Regions from separate parts of the Homo sapiens genome. Here region 1 is linked to region 2. The links are chromatin loops, found by intact Hi-C in ENCODE. Cell type or tissue: MCF 10A. All regions are shown on one strand.

Evidence for each region. Peaks named below come from ENCODE experiments on the same cell type or tissue, not always from the same donor. Only the 100,000 strongest peaks of a DNase experiment are listed, where the experiment ranks them.
Region 1: a loop joins it to region 2, with 2.0 times the contacts of the local background. A loop is called at or near these places in 2 of 110 quality-filtered maps.

The regions. Positions count from the first base shown.
Region 1 is chr4:113,352,162-113,360,161 of GRCh38, forward strand. It overlaps ANK2 (ankyrin 2), which reads left to right. Exons shown (of 46, transcript NM_001148.6): 38 at 884-7,138. Among named protein-coding and RNA genes, the nearest start is that of MIR8082, 200 kb to the left of the region's middle. RefSeq lists enhancers at 1,614-2,813, 3,243-4,442, 3,790-4,009. In MCF 10A, no CTCF peak of the experiment used is centred here; DNase peaks (open chromatin) are centred at 3,730 and 4,130.
Region 2 is chr4:113,297,144-113,305,143 of GRCh38, forward strand. It overlaps ANK2 (ankyrin 2), which reads left to right. Exons shown (of 46, transcript NM_001148.6): 23 at 5,624-5,696. Among named protein-coding and RNA genes, the nearest start is that of MIR8082, 150 kb to the left of the region's middle. In MCF 10A, no CTCF peak of the experiment used is centred here; a DNase peak (open chromatin) is centred at 3,428.

The sequences.
Region 1 (8,000 bases), 55 kb after region 2:
TTTGCATGGAAATAACTTGGCTTACATAAACTGTGTGTGTGTCCCGTGTGACTGTCTCTGACTTGGGTTGCCATGCATCACATTTTAACTTTGGACTCACTTATAAGTTTAATCACAATTGTTGTTTCTGTTGTTTTTCTTTCCTTTCCTTTATTTCCCTCCTTGGTCTGTCCATTCTGTGTCTAAACAAGGAGGTTGCTCCAAGGAAAGGACCATGCCTCGTAGCACCAGACTGTTTGTTTCATTGTTAGGTGTGAATTTCCCTTAGATGAAATGCCGGTTTGCAGCTGATTCAGATGTATTTTATATAGTCTTTGTATATTGGTAGAACTAAACATACTGAATTTCAGACTTTTATATGATTAAAAATGTATATACATCATTAGATGTTATTCTGAGCTTGCTACTACTGGCTTTCTCCTAGAGGAAATCAACTTTCTGCAATTTCTAATGCTTTTTTTCTTATTTTTTCCTCATGGTTGGTTTTCTTTTTTTTTTCAACATTGATCTGTAACATCTGAACAATCTTGAGATACCTCTGTGTAATTTCACTGCGTTCTTTGTTTTGATATGTAGTGTTTTTTTGTGTGTGTATGTGCGTCTTGTTTTAGCTTTGTTGTATGTGTGGATGTGCTACAAGTGAGAAAAATTAAGCAAGTTATTTCCTGCTCATTTTTCCTTTTCAGTTGTTTTTTTTTTCGTTAGCCTTGCTTTGCTCTTGTACCCTGAGGCCTTGTGGATCTACCATTCCCAGCCCATTTTGTTGCCCCTCCCACCACCACCACCACAGGAAAAGACGCTGTGTCGTTTCAGTCCTGATTACATTTGCCAATATCTTTTTTGATTTCCATTTTACTTTCAATGTTTTTCATTCACATCAAAGATGATGAGACAGAATCTACAGAAACATCTGTCCTGAAAAGTCACCTGGTTAATGAAGTTCCTGTCCTAGCAAGTCCGGACTTGCTCTCTGAAGTTTCTGAGATGAAACAAGATTTGATCAAAATGACCGCCATCTTGACCACAGATGTGTCTGATAAGGCAGGTTCTATTAAAGTGAAGGAGCTGGTGAAGGCTGCTGAGGAAGAGCCAGGAGAGCCTTTTGAAATCGTTGAAAGAGTTAAAGAGGACTTAGAGAAAGTGAATGAAATCCTGAGAAGTGGAACCTGCACAAGAGATGAAAGCAGTGTGCAGAGCTCTCGGTCTGAGAGAGGATTAGTTGAAGAGGAATGGGTTATTGTCAGTGATGAGGAAATAGAAGAGGCTAGGCAAAAAGCACCTTTAGAAATCACTGAATATCCATGTGTAGAAGTTAGAATAGATAAAGAGATCAAAGGAAAAGTAGAGAAAGACTCAACTGGGCTAGTGAACTACCTTACTGATGATCTGAATACCTGTGTGCCTCTTCCCAAAGAGCAGCTGCAGACAGTTCAAGATAAGGCAGGGAAGAAATGTGAGGCTCTGGCTGTTGGCAGGAGCTCTGAAAAGGAAGGGAAAGACATACCCCCAGATGAGACACAGAGTACACAGAAACAGCACAAACCAAGCTTGGGAATAAAGAAGCCAGTAAGAAGGAAATTAAAAGAAAAGCAGAAACAAAAAGAGGAAGGTTTACAAGCTAGTGCAGAGAAAGCTGAACTTAAAAAAGGTAGTTCAGAAGAGTCATTAGGTGAAGACCCAGGTTTAGCCCCTGAACCCCTTCCCACTGTCAAGGCCACATCTCCTTTGATAGAAGAAACTCCCATTGGTTCCATAAAGGACAAAGTAAAGGCCCTTCAGAAGCGAGTGGAAGATGAACAGAAAGGTCGAAGCAAGTTGCCCATCAGAGTCAAAGGCAAGGAGGACGTGCCAAAAAAGACCACCCACAGGCCACATCCAGCTGCGTCACCCTCTCTGAAGTCAGAGAGACATGCGCCAGGGTCTCCCTCCCCTAAAACAGAAAGACACTCTACTCTTTCCTCTTCCGCAAAAACTGAAAGGCACCCTCCAGTATCACCATCAAGTAAAACTGAGAAACACTCACCTGTGTCACCCTCTGCAAAAACGGAAAGACATTCACCTGCGTCATCATCGAGTAAAACTGAGAAACACTCACCTGTATCACCCTCGACAAAAACTGAAAGGCACTCTCCTGTGTCATCTACAAAAACAGAAAGACACCCACCTGTTTCGCCTTCAGGCAAAACAGACAAACGTCCACCTGTATCGCCCTCCGGGAGGACAGAAAAACACCCGCCAGTATCGCCTGGGAGAACAGAAAAACGCTTGCCTGTTTCACCCTCCGGAAGAACGGACAAGCACCAACCTGTATCAACAGCTGGGAAAACTGAGAAGCACCTGCCTGTGTCACCTTCTGGCAAAACAGAAAAGCAACCACCTGTATCCCCCACTTCAAAAACAGAGAGGATTGAGGAAACCATGTCTGTTCGGGAGCTGATGAAGGCTTTCCAGTCAGGTCAGGACCCTTCTAAACATAAAACTGGACTCTTTGAGCACAAATCAGCAAAACAAAAGCAGCCACAAGAGAAAGGTAAAGTTCGGGTAGAAAAAGAAAAGGGGCCGATACTAACCCAGAGAGAAGCTCAGAAAACAGAGAATCAGACAATCAAACGAGGCCAGAGACTCCCGGTAACGGGCACAGCAGAATCCAAAAGAGGAGTTCGTGTTTCCTCCATAGGAGTTAAGAAAGAAGATGCAGCTGGAGGAAAGGAGAAAGTTCTCAGCCACAAAATACCTGAACCTGTTCAGTCAGTGCCTGAAGAAGAAAGCCACAGAGAGAGCGAAGTGCCCAAAGAAAAGATGGCTGATGAGCAGGGAGACATGGATCTACAGATCAGCCCAGATAGGAAAACCTCCACTGACTTCTCTGAGGTCATTAAGCAAGAGTTGGAAGACAATGACAAATACCAACAATTCCGCCTGAGTGAGGAGACAGAAAAGGCACAGCTTCACTTAGACCAAGTACTCACTAGTCCTTTCAACACAACATTTCCACTCGACTACATGAAAGATGAGTTCCTTCCAGCTCTGTCTTTACAAAGCGGTGCTTTAGATGGCAGTTCTGAAAGCCTAAAGAATGAGGGGGTAGCCGGCTCTCCGTGTGGCAGCCTGATGGAGGGGACCCCTCAGATTAGTTCAGAAGAAAGCTATAAGCATGAAGGCCTAGCAGAGACCCCTGAGACGAGCCCAGAAAGCCTTTCTTTCTCACCAAAGAAAAGTGAGGAGCAAACTGGGGAAACAAAGGAAAGCACCAAGACAGAAACCACCACAGAAATTCGTTCAGAAAAAGAGCATCCCACGACCAAAGACATTACTGGTGGCTCTGAAGAGCGAGGTGCCACAGTCACTGAGGACTCAGAGACCTCTACTGAGAGTTTTCAGAAAGAGGCCACTCTAGGCTCTCCCAAAGACACAAGCCCTAAAAGACAAGATGATTGCACAGGCAGCTGTAGTGTAGCATTAGCTAAAGAGACACCTACAGGACTGACTGAGGAGGCAGCCTGTGATGAAGGTCAACGTACCTTTGGTAGTTCAGCCCACAAGACACAAACTGATAGTGAGGTTCAAGAATCCACAGCCACCTCAGACGAGACAAAGGCCTTGCCGCTGCCTGAGGCTTCTGTAAAGACAGATACAGGAACTGAATCAAAACCTCAGGGAGTCATTAGAAGTCCCCAAGGGTTAGAACTTGCACTCCCTAGCCGAGATAGCGAAGTCCTCAGCGCTGTGGCTGATGACTCATTAGCAGTGAGCCACAAAGACTCTCTGGAAGCCAGCCCTGTGCTAGAAGATAACTCTTCACACAAAACCCCTGATTCTCTGGAGCCAAGTCCTCTGAAAGAATCCCCTTGCCGTGACTCTCTGGAAAGCAGCCCTGTTGAACCAAAGATGAAGGCTGGAATTTTTCCAAGTCACTTTCCTCTTCCTGCAGCTGTTGCCAAAACAGAACTCTTGACGGAAGTGGCCTCTGTGCGGTCCCGGCTACTCCGAGACCCTGATGGCAGTGCTGAGGATGACAGTCTTGAGCAGACATCGCTCATGGAGAGCTCAGGGAAGAGCCCCCTTTCTCCTGACACCCCCAGCTCTGAAGAAGTCAGCTATGAGGTTACACCCAAAACCACAGATGTAAGTACACCAAAACCAGCTGTGATTCATGAATGTGCAGAGGAGGATGATTCAGAAAACGGGGAGAAAAAGAGGTTCACACCTGAAGAGGAGATGTTTAAAATGGTAACCAAAATCAAAATGTTTGATGAACTTGAACAAGAAGCAAAGCAGAAAAGGGACTACAAAAAAGAACCCAAACAAGAAGAATCTTCTTCATCTTCTGACCCAGATGCTGACTGTTCAGTAGATGTGGATGAACCAAAACATACAGGCAGTGGGGAGGATGAAAGTGGTGTCCCTGTGTTAGTAACTTCGGAGAGCAGGAAGGTGTCTTCCTCCTCAGAAAGTGAACCTGAGTTGGCACAGCTTAAAAAAGGTGCTGACTCAGGCCTTTTACCAGAACCAGTGATTCGAGTACAACCTCCTTCTCCACTTCCATCAAGCATGGACTCCAATTCCAGTCCAGAAGAAGTACAATTCCAGCCTGTCGTTTCCAAACAATATACTTTCAAGATGAATGAAGATACTCAGGAAGAGCCAGGCAAATCAGAAGAAGAAAAAGATTCTGAATCCCATTTAGCTGAAGACCGTCATGCTGTTTCCACTGAGGCTGAAGACAGGTCTTATGATAAGCTAAACAGAGACACTGATCAGCCAAAAATCTGTGATGGCCATGGATGTGAGGCCATGAGTCCTAGCAGCTCAGCTGCTCCTGTCTCTTCAGGTCTACAGAGTCCGACTGGTGATGATGTTGATGAACAGCCAGTCATCTATAAAGAATCATTAGCTCTCCAAGGCACTCATGAAAAAGACACAGAGGGAGAAGAGCTTGATGTTTCTAGAGCAGAATCTCCACAAGCAGATTGCCCCAGTGAAAGCTTTTCATCTTCATCCTCTTTGCCTCATTGTTTGGTATCTGAAGGAAAAGAATTAGATGAAGACATATCTGCCACATCTTCTATTCAAAAAACAGAGGTCACAAAAACTGATGAAACATTTGAGAACTTACCAAAGGACTGCCCCTCTCAAGACTCATCCATTACTACTCAAACAGATAGATTTTCCATGGATGTTCCCGTGTCTGACCTAGCTGAGAATGATGAAATCTATGATCCACAAATCACTAGCCCTTATGAAAATGTCCCTTCCCAATCTTTTTTCTCTAGTGAAGAAAGCAAAACCCAAACAGATGCAAATCACACCACAAGTTTTCACTCTTCTGAAGTGTATTCTGTTACCATCACATCCCCTGTTGAAGACGTTGTAGTGGCAAGCTCCTCTAGTGGAACTGTTTTAAGCAAAGAATCTAATTTTGAGGGCCAGGACATAAAAATGGAATCCCAACAGGAAAGTACCTTGTGGGAAATGCAATCAGACAGTGTCTCTTCATCTTTCGAGCCTACTATGTCCGCTACAACAACAGTTGTTGGTGAACAAATAAGCAAAGTCATCATCACAAAAACTGATGTGGATTCTGATTCTTGGAGTGAAATTCGGGAAGACGATGAAGCCTTTGAGGCTCGTGTGAAAGAGGAAGAACAAAAGATATTTGGTTTGATGGTAGACAGACAATCACAGGGTACCACCCCTGACACCACTCCTGCTAGGACCCCAACTGAAGAGGGGACCCCAACAAGTGAGCAAAACCCATTTCTGTTTCAGGAAGGAAAATTGTTTGAAATGACCCGAAGTGGTGCCATTGATATGACCAAAAGGTCCTATGCAGATGAAAGTTTTCACTTTTTCCAAATTGGTCAAGAATCCAGGGAAGAGACTCTCTCTGAAGATGTGAAAGAAGGGGCTACTGGGGCTGATCCCCTACCGCTGGAGACATCAGCTGAATCACTAGCACTTTCAGAATCAAAAGAAACAGTGGATGATGAGGCAGACTTACTTCCAGATGACGTGAGTGAGGAAGTAGAGGAAATACCTGCTTCGGATGCTCAACTTAACTCCCAAATGGGGATTTCAGCCTCCACTGAAACACCTACAAAAGAAGCTGTTAGTGTAGGGACCAAGGACCTCCCCACCGTGCAAACGGGTGATATACCTCCTCTCTCTGGTGTAAAGCAGATATCCTGCCCCGACTCTTCTGAACCAGCTGTACAAGTCCAGTTAGATTTTTCCACACTCACCAGGTCTGTTTATTCAGATAGGGGTGATGATTCTCCCGATTCTTCCCCAGAAGAACAGAAATCAGTAATCGAGATTCCTACTGCACCCATGGAGAATGTGCCTTTTACTGAAAGCAAATCCAAAATTCCTGTAAGGACTATGCCCACTTCCACCCCAGCACCTCCATCTGCAGAGTATGAGAGTTCAGTTTCTGAAGATTTTCTATCCAGTGTAGATGAGGAAAATAAGGCGGATGAAGCAAAACCAAAGTCCAAACTCCCTGTCAAAGTACCCCTCCAAAGAGTTGAACAGCAGCTCTCAGATCTAGACACCTCTGTCCAGAAGACAGTGGCTCCTCAGGGACAGGACATGGCAAGCATCGCACCAGATAATAGAAGCAAATCTGAATCTGATGCTAGTTCTTTGGATTCAAAGACCAAATGCCCAGTAAAAACCCGAAGTTACACTGAGACAGAAACAGAGAGCAGAGAGAGGGCCGAGGAACTTGAGTTAGAATCAGAAGAAGGGGCCACAAGACCAAAGATACTTACATCCCGATTGCCAGTTAAGAGCAGAAGCACTACATCTTCCTGCAGGGGGGGCACGAGCCCCACAAAAGAAAGTAAGGAGCATTTCTTTGACCTTTACAGAAATTCCATAGAATTCTTTGAGGAGATTAGTGATGAGGCTTCCAAATTAGTGGATAGGCTGACACAGTCAGAGAGGGAGCAGGAAATAGTTTCAGACGATGAAAGTAGTAGTGCCCTGGAAGTATCAGTAATTGAAAATCTGCCACCTGTTGAGACCGAGCACTCAGTTCCTGAGGACATCTTTGACACAAGGCCCATTTGGGATGAGTCTATTGAGACTCTGATTGAACGCATCCCTGATGAAAATGGCCATGACCATGCTGAAGGTATTTGCCAGCCACCGGGATTCCCTGTGCTACGCATGTCATAAAATTGATATAGTTTTTTTGTATGTTTGTTTTATTTGATGATTTGTGTCTCATTTTCTTTAAGCTTTCTGTAGTGGCTAATGTGTTTGTGTAAGCCCTTTGTGTTTTGTGCTTTCTCTGTATACTCTTGTCTAAGAAAACAATCTCAAGATTGAGTAATGAGAATGCTTATGGAAAACATAAACATAATAACCGGGCAACAGTGATCTTGCCTTTTTTAGCCTCTGCACGTAATAAGGCCATGCGAGCTTTGAGTTTTGTTGTTCTGAAGTCCCAAGCTTAGACTCAAATTAAGCACTTTTGCACATAAATATATTGTATTTTGTTTCATAGTATGAAGACATTGCTTTTCTTCTTATCTTCGCATACTTTAAAATAATTTGTACTTACAATTTTGTAATCATTAGGAAGCCATTTGCTTGAGAAGATTTCACATAACATGAAATTCTAATTGTTGTGGATCTGTTTTTGATTCAGAAAGGTTGGATTTCAGATACCATTGGTAAATACTTTAAGCAAACAAACCTAAGGTAAAAATATGCTTTTCATTTATGTGGTAGATGAATGGAGAATGTACTCTCATTAGATGCAGCAGACAACAAAAACTCAAACTTTGCACAGTTTAAGTTGACTGTGAGGGGATGATGGCTCTTTGACTTATAAAAAAGGAAACCATAGATGGCTTTGAAAAGTAGCCTGTGTTCTTCCAATATCTCTACAATGAAGACTGTCATTCTTAAATTGAGGTTATACAAACTTTCCTATACCATGGTCTAAAATGCTGCCTATCAATCAGTGGGAGTTAAACATGAATGGGAAA
Region 2 (8,000 bases):
ATCTAGTGTTAGGCAGCACAGCAGGCTAACTATAGTTAACTAAAATGTATATTTCAACATAACTAGAGAAGTGGATTTGGAATGTCCCCAAATCCACTGGGGAGGCATTTTGGCCTCCCAAAATGATAGGATTACAGGCCTGAGCCCCCGCTGTGTATTTTCTTAAAAAGACATACTTAGTGCAGAATCTTTTTAAACTTTTGACATGTTTTTTCAACCTGTTATAATTGTCTCAATTACATCTAATTGGGTATTACTTTCAGTGACTCACCTTTGTTAGGACTTTAAAAAGAAATGATAAATGTTTGAGGTGATGGATATCCCAATTACCCTGATTTGATCATTATACTTATGTTTATATCAAAATATCACTTGTACCCCGTAAGTATGTACAACTGTGTATCCACAACAATTTAAAAATTTTAAAAATAGGAGCCATAAAAATGGCAATACAATAAATACTTGTAAAGTCATTTGACACCTTTTGAGGTAGAGCCAAGATCTTTTCTTTAAATATAGGTCCATCGATTAGAAATTAAATTGCCATTCTTGCACAAACAATATCAATACCTATTATATTATGTATATATATGCTATAATATGTATATTTATATGATATTTGTATGTTCTGTGTACTTTCCTTTTCTTTCTTTTTTTTTGAGACAGGATCTCACGCTGTTGCCCAGGCTGAAGTGTAGTGGTACTATCACGGTTCACTGCAGCTCAGGTGATCCTCCCATCTTAGCTTCCAGAGTAACAGGGACTACTCGGGAGTAGTAGGTGGGCAGGTGCCACCACTCCTGGCTAATTTTTGTATTGTTTTGTAGAGACGGGGTTTTGCCACGTTGTCCAGGCTCGTCTCAAACGATCCACCTGCCTTGGCCTCCCAAAATGCTAGGATTACAGTCCTGAGCCCCTGCTGTGTATTTTCTTAAAAAGACATACTTAGTGCAGAATCTTTTTAGACTTTTGACATGTTTTTTCAACCTGTTATAATTGTCTCAATTACATCTAATTGGGTATTACTTTCAGTGACTCACCTTTGTTAGGACTTCAAAAAACATCTACCCTAGTTTTTCTAGAAAAAAAACAGTATTTACATAATATTTAATTTAGTTATTAAAGTTATATTAATATGTATGATTGGTATAAGTATGTTTAGAAACAAAAACAAGTTTAGCTTGAACTCCACTGATGGAAGCTATGGATGAGGGCCTTAAAAGGTGGCATCATAACCAAGATCACTAAGTATGCTGTGGTGGCTTAGGGATTATGTGATATAAATGCAATTGGTGACCAGGAGGATTGGCTGAGTGAGGGTTGGCTAAGTGAAGATCAGTTAAACACACAGTTTCTTTTGCATAGAACAAATCAGATATTGACTACTATTTGTAAAGCAGAATGTTAAGAACTCCTACTTTATTTTCTACATTTTTCATATCGTGATTAACAATATAAATTCATTATTAAATCTCTCTTCCATCTATTATATACCATTTCTTTTGCCATATTATCCGATTTAATTATATCCCATTAAACTTGTACTTAGTGTCCTACTCATTTTAACTTTTAAAGTAGTTTCTAATCTTGACCATAGTATCTTGGATTCTGTAGCAGAAAGAGATGTCCATGATCATTTCACTATAGCCTTGTTCTCTATGTACGATTCAGAGGTAGTTGCATAAAACCATGTTTATGTTTAAATAATCAAGTTTTCAAAGGACATTTTGTTTAAAAGGAAAATATGTATTCATTTCTTGTTACATTATACATATGTAGGACTACTTATTTTCCATCCATTCAACAAATATTTAATGATGGCCTTCTAAAGGTCAAATACCTTCTCATGTATAAATGATATTATATTTACCACATTGCATATAGAGGCCATTTTTAATATCTATACAGAAAAATATCCATGACCAATATGATCACAGTGTATTACTTTTTCTGTTGCCACATATATTTGCTGATAATTCTGATAGCATTCAGTGACCAAACTGAAGTAAATTATTGTTTCCACTCTTACAAGTACAAAGAAAATATAGTCCCATTATCAGCACCTGAAAATAGAAACTGAGACTATCAGGCAATGAAACTTAATCATTTAAAAAGTATCTCCAGTAATTATTTTCAAACAGAGAATCATCTCCTTATTGAAATGTTTACTACGAAGGACAAATACTCTAAAACATTTCTGCAAAAATTAACTTTCTAATACAGTCTAATATAGTAGACATCCTTTCACATTTTTAAATATTCCCAAAAAGTTGAATAAAGGTCAGCCGCGGTAGCTCACATCTGTAATACCAGCACTTTGGGAGGCCGAGGTAGGTGGATCACCTGACGTCAAGTGTTCGAGACCAGCCAGGCCAACATGGTGAAGCCCCATCTCTACTACAAATACACAAATGAGCCAGGCGTGCTGGTGCACACCTGTAATCCCAGCTATTTGGGAGGCTGAGGCAGGAGAATGGCTTGAACCTGGAAGGCGGAGGTTGCAGTGAGCTGAGATCGTGCCATTGCACTCCAGCCTGGGCAACAAGAGTGAAACGACATCTCAAAAAAAAAAAAAAAAAAGTTGAATAAGATTTCATAGTAGGGTAGTCTCTATGTTATATTTTAAATGCAAATCATTTTCCTGCAATTTATATACTTTCCCTAATACAGGAAAATGAATCTCAAATTGAGCTGTGCAATAAACCCACCTAAGGAACCTTTAAAAAATACCCTGGTCCCCATTATAGCTGGGCCCGATCCCTATGGATTTTGATTTAATTGGTCTATGATGGGACCCAAGCAACAATATTTTTTAAATGTTTCTAATAATTGTAATATGTAGCTATAGTTGAATACCACTAATACAGAATATGGGCTATAATTTATTGGTGTTAAATTTCTAAATTAAAATTTATAATATTAAAATAATAATCAAATTGTATATTATAATAGTCTTTTTGAGTTTGTTCATTCAACAAATATTTATCAACCACTACTATTCTCCAGATTTTTGGATGGATACTTTTGTTTTTCCTGCAGCATTTAGTTTGCTTTCAGTGAATAAGACTCTGAATAAAACTATTTAAATATCACTAGAAATATGCAGGCAAGCTGAATTTACAACCCTTGCCTCCAACTGTGCCTTCATGTGAGTAGCAGGAGACTTTCTTTACTTTCTCTGTTTCTTCCTGTCTTTTAACTAAAATTCCACCCAAAGACAATCCATTTCATCATGATATGGATTTTAAATTTATTTTTTGCATAATTTAGTATTAACAAGTTTTTGATATATATTTGAAAAGCTCCTGCTATGTTTCAGGTGCTGTGGAAACAATCTTCCTCTTAAATGACTCACACTCTCATGTGGGCAGATAAGCAGAGAGGGCACACACAGTGCGTAGTGTATGACACAGCACACACGATGCTCTAGGAGTACATAGCAGCAGATAAACACAGTTAAACAAAGACATTCACTGGGGAGGATCAGGGAATGTTTCTCCAAGAAAGTCACATCTAACCTGAGCCAAGAGAAGAGGGGAAAGAAGATTTCTGGTAAATGAGAGAATATGTGGAAAAACTCAGAGGCATGAGAGAACATGACCTGTCAAAATAAAGGCAGCTCAACACGATCGTAGCATGGAATGAGAGATGAGGCCTTGCTACCTCTCGCTCTTTACTGAATCACAGGGCTCTTCTGAGCCAGTTTAATCAGTTTTCTGAAGAAAACAAAGAGCCACCAAAAAGCTCATGCAGTATCACATTATGATCACACAGATCTTATATATGTATATAGTCAGAGTTGCTCAGTGGAATTTGATTAACCAGTTGAATTTCTTTGTAAATATATTTGAAGTTATCTACTGCTTTTGGAAAGAAAATAATTGATGATAGGTTCATTATAGCCTTTCAAACAATTATCTAACATCTAGGTCAAAGCCTAAAAAACTAGACAACCTATTTTTTGTACTTTGGTGGTTTTAGTTGAAGATGTTACTCTTATGTCAAGGGATTCATTTTTTTTTAAAGTTTCCATGACAGTGTCAATTGATGCCCTTAATGTATTTTCACTACAGAAACTGAAGGTTTGAATTTGACACTCAATAGTCTTTAGGTGATGTTCAAAATAATGAGATTTGAATTTTTATGTTTTTGGGGTACACATATCTTTTATTTATTTATTTTAGTTGGCAAATAAAAATTGTACATATTTATGGTATACAACATGATGTTTTGATACACACACACACACACACACACACACACACACACATTGTGAAATGGCTAAATCAAGCTTATTAACATATCTATTACCTCCACATACATATCCTTTTTTTTGTGATGAGCGCACTTAAAATCTACTCTCAGCAATTTTCAAGTATATACTACATTGTTATTAACTGTAGTCTCCATGTTTTACAATAAATCTCTTGAATTTATTTCTCCTGTCCAACTAAAATTTTGTATCTTTTAACCAACATCTCCCAAATGCTCCTCCCCCTTCCTTCTCCAACACCTGGTCACCACCAGGTGTCTATTCTGTGCTTCTGTGAGTTTTTTAGATTCCACATATAAGTGAGATTATGCAGTATTTGTCTCTATGTCTGGCTTATTTCTATTATTCTGAAAAATCACTGGTATGTCTTGTGTCTAAAATAGTGCCAAGCATGCAGTAGACATTCAGAATTTTCCTTGAGTGCAAGAATGATTATAAAAAGTCCAGAGGCTCTTCACTTTTAAGATGCATTTAATACTGAGTTACAATAATCATAATAAATTATGGTAGCTAATATTTATGGAGTGCCAACATATGCCAAGCACTATTTTTAGAGCTCTTGCATATATTACATCATTTAATCTTCCTAACCATTTTATGAAGTACTTTTCTATCCTTTACTTATGGTTGAGGAAATTGAGGCACATGTAGGTTAGGGGACTTGCTAGGGCCTTATAGGTAATAAGTGATGAAATTAGAATTTTAACCCAGGCAGCTAGACTCAGATCCTTGTCTCTTAACCTTACACTGTACATGAGGAATGAAAGGCAGTGGATTGACAACCTTGGAGAGCTATTGCATAAGGCAAATAAGCAACAAACCAGAACTGTAGCCCAGTGAAATATTAAAGAGATGATTTGATCCTCTGATCCCAAAAGAGATGTGTCATATTTTCTGCCCAAATAGTTTATATCTTTCACATTATTTACAGCTTCTTTTCTAATGGCTTTGCTTTTAATACATTGCATATGTTCATTGTTTCTTTTTAAAGCTTTTCTGGAAACGTCACTTAGTTCATTTTAGGGAAGCTTTGAAAACATCAATCTGCTTTCTCAATACAACTAATTATTATTAATAATACCATTGCTAAAGAATTTATTTTTCAAATGAGAACTCAAAATAATGAACTGTCTCTTGTACAACTTCTCTGGCATAAATGATCATTTATCTTCAAAAAGAACAAATGAGTTTTCATGAAAGCAAATTTCCAAAATATACACGCGGGAAAGATCCCGTAGTCATGGCTCGATGGCTTGCTGCTGCTGTTGAGTGTGGCCTCCTATGTGATGCTTTTCATCTTTTGTTTACTTTTGGTTTCAACTTGAACATTAATGATTTTTGTTTTTCCAGACTATTACAGAAAAACACAAACTAAATGTACCTGAGACGATGACTGAGGTTCTTGATGTTTCTGATGAAGAGGGTAAGACTTCTATTCAATCTTCTATGACACCTGTCATGTTCTTACACAAGGGCAAATTACCCTTTTTTTCAGAGACCAAGCTGGTTATGTGGATGACAGAATCTTAACATTTAAAGTCACTTTTTCACCTTTGTTTCAATACATTTACTTTTGCCATGGCAGCGGGGGCCGGGGGCAGTTCTGATTAGTATATTTGTTTCTGGTATTATTTCTTTTTCCTAGCATTAAAATTAATGGCTATTAAATAATATGACTGGAAAAGGGGAAAAACTGGAAACTGGCCATGTGTTAAAATAGCTATATGATAACACAATTGTTATTAAAATATGTTTGAATTATGTTAAAAAATCTTTTTTTATTCAAATGACTTTAAGTAAAGACTTTAAAGTATACTCCATCAATGAGTGTTCTTCAATTGAGAAATCTCTGTATTCTGGTTGGTTCATATGTACAGAATATATTTTAAGCCCAGAGGAGAAGAGCCTTATAGAAGGTTTAAAAATAGTACAGCAGGAAGTAGTATAAATTCCACAGAAGAATGTATTATTTAAGTCAGAAAATATCCCCCCTATAATTTTAGAGTTGATGAAAAATGATCTCAGGCAATGGCTTCCTAAGTCCTGGGAAGCCTGCTTTCCAAAAAGGAGCAGTGGGGACTGCCTGGAGTGGGTGTGTGACATTGGGCTAGAGCTGGAGATGGGCCAGCTGGAGGGTGTCCGGCTCCCTATCTCTACTTCAACTAGAGTAGCTGACTTTTCTTCATTTTGTATTTTGAACTTCCATGTAATAATCCACTTGGATAAAAAAATGTGCTACTAAAAAATCATGAAAGCAGCATATAAAATTTGCAAGCATTTCTTTATGAGAAGATAGAAAAAAGAAAGAAAAAAAATCACGCAACCAAGTTTCAATAGTTCAGCTATTGGTCCAATGAACATGATTGAAAAATTACCACCATATATGTACATGAAAATGTATGTTTGAAAAATTATTGCTATTAAGAATGGCACTAGGTTTAATACTCATTGCTTTTATACAGAGAAATATTAAAGATGTTTCTTTAGGTTCTTTAAGATAAAATCATAAGATAAAACTTTACATTGAGATGTCCTTATTTAGAACCAACTTGTTGAATCACCTATTGGTAGTATGTATTGAGTTTTCTCAGCTTTTATAAAAATTTATGACAAGAATGAACAAATGTTGGATCAATGTAGTATTTTGAGTAAATTCAAAGGTATTCCCAAGGCCAGCAGTTCCAAATATTTAGTATAATTTTGTGTTCTATCTTAATACTTGCCAACTAGTTCTCAGCATTCCTATATGCATATCATATTTTGTTTTGTGGGATCATCTTTATTATCTTTACTTGTATGTTGAACAGCTCTTAAACAGTTTGGTGACCACTTTATTGATGGGGAGGCACTTAGTGATTCAGGTACCCTTAGAGGATATTTTTGGAGTGAAAGCTTTTCTTTGCTTTTGATTTTTCTTAACTGGATAGAACAACTTGTTTAAATCTGTGTGCCTAATACTAATCTGTTTCTTTTGAAATAGCATGTGTAATATGAGTGGAATTGTATATGTGTGCATTTGAGTGTGTGGATTTTATTAACTTAGAAGCCTAAAGTCATGAATTGTTTGTACTGTTAATGATTTTGCAACTATTATTGAGAACTGCTAACATAATTATATAATCTAATGAACATTATATAAATATTTTTCCACAACTATTATCTTTTCTTAGAATATAAATTTAGAGAAAAGTAATTCTTTTGTTAGTTGACATTGAGCTAGTGTGAACATGACAATAACTAAGTTAGACCACTTGAAATTAATGCAGTTTATATCACTCCCTTGGTTGATGATATATTTTAGGTGTGATTAAAAATATATTAATAGTTATGTGATTTTTAATATAGCTAAGAATAGAAATAAAGTAACATTTAAAAATTATTTAGGGTGAATTTTGCATATAAGGAAAAATGAGTAATGTAAGATATTTTATCTAGTAAGAGGTTTCCAAAGTACACGTGGTACCACTTTAAGCAACTCTATTACATGAAAATTTAAATTTATAAATCAGATAAATTGAATAGTGATTATTTAATTTAAAAATAGCCCTTTATTTACAAAATAATTGCTGGAGAATTCCATTAGTTAATACATTTAAAGTATTTAATATTGAGTTATAAACGAAATTTATAAAAAATAGCCTCGGCCGGGCGCGGTGGCTCACGCCTGTAATCCCAGCACTTTGGGAGGCCGAGGCGGGCGGATCACGAGGTCAGGAGATCGAGACCA